Regions from separate parts of the Mus musculus genome. Here region 2 is linked to region 1. Evidence: chromatin contacts called from ENCODE Hi-C or POLR2A ChIA-PET data. All regions are on one chromosome and are shown on one strand. The core of a region is the stretch at or near the end of the contact, and the rest is flanking DNA. Distances in the headings are between cores, read along the strand shown.

Region 1 (2,700 bases), core at 176-2,675:
TGCAGTGGAATAGTTCCAACTCTTGTGCAGACTCAGTTTACCCATTCTTAACCAGGTAGTGCTCACAGGAATCCGGGTTGGCAGTGCTATGTAGACTAGACATGTAGCAAACTACCTGCAGCTGGGGTGGCAATGTGATAAACACCCTTCTCCTAGGTATACTCTCCCTACTTTGTGTATCTTCATAACAGTCCAACTGGACTAGAACACCCTGTGCCTGGTCTTCCTCCTGTCTTTCCTCCTTTCTCCCCTCAACCTAGCATCTTTTGATCTTGGTTCATGTTCCTCTTTGTTTTTAAGGAGCGTCCATAACTTTTTCTTTTTTCTTCCTTCTTTTTTTTTTTTAGGAAAGAATTGAGTAGGAAATACTGCTGAAAGTACTTCCTGATTCCGGGTTTTCCTTTTTTTTTTTTTTTTTTTTTTTTCTTTTCTTTTCTTTCCTTTTTCTTTTTGGAGACAGGCTTTCTCTGGGTAGCCCTGGCTGTCCTGGAACTCACTTTATAGACCAGACTGGCCTTGAACTCAGAGATCTGCCTGCCTCTACCACCCCAGTGCTGAAATTAAAGGTGTGGACCACCACCACCAGACTCGGGGTTTTCCTTATTATTCCTGCCAAGCCAAGCTTGTTATGGAGGAAACACGACAGATCACATGCCCTTCTGCAAATGGCTTCCTAAGCCTTTGGGGGCTTTTAATCACAATTGAAGAAACCCTCCTATATCTCCATCTCCTTGATCGAAATCCCATTAATTGCTTCCCAGATACAAACCACACCAAATAATCCTGTTTTCATTTTAAATTTTAACTCTTACTCGTTTTCTTTTTAATGTGCAAGTTTGAGTCCAGAAAGCGTAAGGGGTGTTAGTCAGTTTCACTAAAATAGATGAACTGCTAGAAAGAGCACAGAGGAAAAGAAGCAGAGAGTTGAACACCCACAAGGAAGAATCTTACCAAAGCTGGCCAGCTTTCCTCCGACTGGGAATGTGTCCAGCTGCGTGCTCCTGGAGACAGGGTCCTGCGGTGTGAAGCTAGAGGCTCCTCACAGGCTGGTAATATACAGTGCTCATGTGACGGGGTGGGGAGAACCTATCTAAGGATCTTTACTTTGGCAGCGACTTGTAAACCAAGGCCACTAATCATGGGCAAACAAGGAGTCATTCACCTTTCCCCTGAGCATGCCTGGGTCAAATATTAACCACCTGGTGGACCACACATCTCTTTCAGCAATGATAATGTTTGCTAAGCACGGCCTTTTGTTCCTAAGCTGCCTCTTTCCTTATGTGTATGGTCCTTATCCTTGCTCAGGGTAGGACTGAAGTTTCACTGTGCATATGCCATAGATCCAAAAACATATTATCCCTGACGTTCAGGCCAACTTCAGGAACTACTTTGAAAGAAGTCTAAAGGAAGGAGTGAGGCAACTGTGCCCCCACCTCTCCAACCCCCAGAAATACACACAGCACTTCCTGGGCTCCTCCTCCCTCTGTCCATCCTCTGGAGAAAAAAGAATATATATTTATGGCTACTCAGCTTCCTGTTCTTTAAAGCACAGTTGCAAAACCAGCTGTCTACATCTAAGCATTATGGGAACCAAGTACAGAAGAAATTATGCATGTCTGCTCTGCTTATGAGGTAACTCTAAGATCGAAGAGTAGACAAGCCACGGGGTCAGACTTCTAAAACCCAGAAAGTACACAGTGAGGTAGTGAAGAAATCTACTAGAATTGTTCTAACAGATTCATCTTCAAGGCTGGACAGATCGCTCAGTGGTTGCAGGCACTTACTCAGGTTCAGTTCTCAGACCCACATGGCAGTTCCCAACCATATGTAGTGATGCCTTCATCTGGTCTCCCTGGGCATTGCATATGTGTGGTACACAGACATACATGCAGATAAATAAATACATACAATTTTAAAAGTTGCCATACATTTATCTTGTATATAGGGCAAAGTTGCAATATTTTAGCTCCTTGTCAATTTCTAGATTTTGCTCCATCATTGTGTAGATATTTATGTGTGATTTAAGCTGTACTAATTTCTAAAAGCAAAAATAGGGATGGGAGACCTACAGGTTGTCAGCGGAGTAGAGGTGGAGGCAGGGGCAAAGCATCTCTCACTGTGTGGAAGCGTGCTGGGGATGTCTGAGGTGAGTCTGGGCACAAAAAAAAAAAAAAAAAAAAAAAAACGAGAGCATCAGCTGACTCGCCGTAGCAGGAGGAAGAATTCAGCACTCCAGCATCTTCAGACTCCCTCAGCAAGGCTGGTCCTCTGTGTGGCAGGAACAGGGAACCCTCAGAAAGCAGCAAAAATGCAAGCAGGCAGCTTTGGGGCGCTGACTTGCAGACATGTTCACACCCGGACTTGGGAACACTTGGGGAAGACTGCACTGGTATAAAGGACCCACAGTACGGTCGGGATGGATCTGGATTCACTTCCGTTGGTGTAACTGAAGAAATGGGCTGCCAACATTCCTTTAAGTTAGTTAATCTCAGTGTCTCTCCATTGGGTGGATCCTTTCCAGAGAAGAATTTTTACTTACTCATTTCTATATTCTCAGTGACTGACACATAAGTCCTCATCAACTGATCTAGAGCCTCTAACCACGAAAAACATTCTGGGCTTCTCTTTAAAGGTTCAGAGATGCAAGATTTGGTAGCAGTTATTAAATAAACTTGATTGCTAAGCCGAGCAATCTCTGGC
Region 2 (2,700 bases), core at 196-2,695, 1.0 Mb before region 1:
CCTTTTGTGGGTGCTGTAAATTGAACCTCTGTCTTTTGGAAGAGCAGCAGTTGTTGTTAACTGCTAAGCCATCTTTCTGGCTCCCCAATTATCTGTCTGTCTGTCTGTCTGTCAATCTACCTACCTACTTATATTTATTGTTTTTTCAAGATAGAGTTTCACTCTATAGCTCTAGCTGTCCTGAAACTTGACCAGGCTGGCTTGCACTTGAAACACTACCTAGCCCAAACTTTTCTTTTTAAAAATAAGATGTAAAATTGGGAACACATAAACTCGTTGGACTGGTTTACATAAAATAAATCTTTTGAAAATGACAAAGGCTAGGCAGGAGAGATGGCTCAGAGGTTAAGAGGACTGACTGCTCTTCCAAAGGTCCTGATCGTAACCACATGGTGGCTCACAACCATCTGTAGTGGGATCGGATGCCCTCTTCTGGTGTGTCTGAAGACAGCTACAGTGTACTCATATAAAAACAGTAAATAAATCTTTTTCTTAAAAAAAAAAAAAAAAGAAAAAAAAGGAAAGAAAGAAAAAGGCAAAGGTTTAAAGATCTAAAGATTAAAAAAAATCAGGAAATTTTTCTGGGATACAATCTCCTTTTCTCCGTAAGCTATATATACATTTCAGTGTATTTAATGTTCCTACAGTATAACCAGAGCTTTAGTGGCAGACCAAACCTGAGGGGATTAAGTAGTCTATTCTAGAAAGTGGGAAATTGAGGTGGCTGGCCATTGGGTTTGCAGACTGTGTGGCGACTTGGGACAAGGAAGCGGGTTTATAGGAGGTCGGGTAATTGCTCCTGCAGGAGAGAACTACAGAACCCAGTTGGTTTGGAGGGGGAGCTGTTCACTGAGAAGGCCATGTCCTCCCAACAGCTTATAGAATCTGGCAGAAAGAAGGGATCTGAATTTGATAATAACTGCAGAGCTAGTAGACGGCCTAGAGATAACTCTCCTCCCTTCTCAGAAGCTTGTTTGCGTTTCCCTTTTCCTAGGCCTGGGGCTAGGGCAGGCCGTTTGCACCCGCTACCAGACTCCACCCAGGCTCTCCCACCCCCGCGCCGCGGAAATGCGGTGATCTGGCCGGACCTGGGAGCTCTCAGAAGCACTGATAGGACGATGCGGCCGTCAGTCAGATCCGCCGGATACCCGGATGAGAAGCTGTGCGCGATACAAAGGCGAAAATTCCACCCAGCTTTCCGTCTGGTACATTGACCAATAACCATCCGTCAGTCACTAAGTGGCATGAAGCTGAACCAATTACTAACTAGCCTCTGTTACGCATGTGGAAATTCTCGCAATTAGCCCAACCCACCTCGGATTATGATTGGACGGAATTGTGAGGAGCGGTAGCGCTCGCTAATTAGGAGCGGGAGCGAGAAAAGTCACAGCCAATAGGAACGCCTCCAGGAACGAGGCGGGGGCTGGACTTTCGCCTCGGCGGCAGAGGAGCTCGGGGGCCATTTTGTGAGGAGACGGAGAGCGAACGGTCGTGTGGTTCTTCGCTGTTGTAGCTCCGGCGTCTCGGCGTAGACTCGCAGTAGGAGAGGCGGTCTCTTCTCTCTCTCCTTCCTTTTGGTAAGCGAAGGGGGCGAGTGCAGGGGAGGCCCTGGGCTGCTGGGCCCCGCCAGCGTGTGTAAGGGGGAAACCGGCCTCGCGGCAGAAGCCGAGGCCGCGTTTGTTCCCGTGCGGTGGGGACTTGGGTCTCATGCGGGAGGCAACAGGGCCTCGGCCTTGGCGCGGAGTCAACCTAGTGACCTCCAGGCCACGGTGCGTACGAAAATACCCTGTCTGCGCGCTCGGGTTTAACGGCTACTTTGATTTTCTTTGCCCATCAGGGATTCCAAGGGGGGACCAAGAAAGCGAAGAACGAAATGCTTGTTGATGTAATTGTCGGGGATATCTTACGGATTCCGTTATCACTTCCGAAGATAGACGCTGGGTGGGGGTAGGGGAGCGATAACATGGTGGTGTCGGACTGGAAGCTTCTAAATTCCAGGCTGGCTACATGGCATCTGAACGGCGTTTTAACAATAGGTTGAGTAATCATTACTTTTTTCCTCTAGGGGTAAAATGGTTAAAAGTCGGAGTGCTTGTGTTTGTAAAGGGAAGTGCGGAAGATTAATTTTAATTGGAATAATTACAGCTCACATTTTATCTGCAGGTTACAAATCATAAGTTAGTGGAACTTGAGGTAGGTACTACTGTCATAGAGAGAATTGAGCCTTAGAAGCGGTTGACAGGATCGTACTAGACAGGTCAAGTATTTTCACTGAGTTTCTAGGTGGTGCGCGCCTTTAATCCCAGCACTTGGGAGGCAGAGACAGGCAGATCTCTTTGAGTTCTAGGACTGCCCAGGATACACAGAGAAACTCTGTTTCGTAAATAAATAAATAGGGGGAAAGGCTTATTTTTGGGGGGAGGGGACCTGACACGGATGTTAGCAGAAAAATTTCAAGCTGGACTTGGGAACAATAATTAAAAGGCACAGCAAGGGTTTACAGCTACCTCAGTACTAGTCCTATCCCTCTAAAACTCAAAAAGGCAGTTTATAGCTATGTATGATAGTGCAGGCCAGTAATCTTTGTATTGTGGAGGCTCTGAGACAGGACCCCTTACCCATTGCAAGGCAGCCCAGGACTACATAGTAAAACCGTGCTTAAAAACAAATTAGTTTCTCTCTTGTAGGTGTTGAGTTCTT

Evidence for each region. A loop is a pair of places that touch in the nucleus more often than their neighbours do. ChIA-PET counts read pairs that join two places held with the same protein, here RNA polymerase II (POLR2A).
Region 2: a map of left cerebral cortex shows a loop between it and region 1 (4-fold over the local background). The contact joins the promoter of Hnrnpc here to the promoter of Ang in region 1. A Hi-C loop is called at or near these places in 1 of 37 maps with a recorded cell type or tissue (left cerebral cortex). POLR2A ChIA-PET finds 5 or more read pairs at or near these places in 1 of 5 experiments (embryonic stem cell).

What each region holds. Positions count from the first base shown.
Region 1 is chr14:51,094,725-51,097,424 of GRCm38, reverse strand. Ang (angiogenin, ribonuclease, RNase A family, 5) reads right to left here and starts at 1,425. Exons shown (of 2, transcript NM_007447.3): 1 at 952-1,425. Rnase4 (ribonuclease, RNase A family 4) reads right to left here and starts at 1,425. Exons shown (of 2, transcript NM_201239.3): 1 at 952-1,425.
Region 2 is chr14:52,102,766-52,105,465 of GRCm38, reverse strand. It overlaps Hnrnpc (heterogeneous nuclear ribonucleoprotein C), which reads left to right and starts at 1,445. Exons shown (of 9, transcript NM_001170981.2): 1 at 1,445-1,577. It also overlaps a transcript of Rpgrip1 not described here.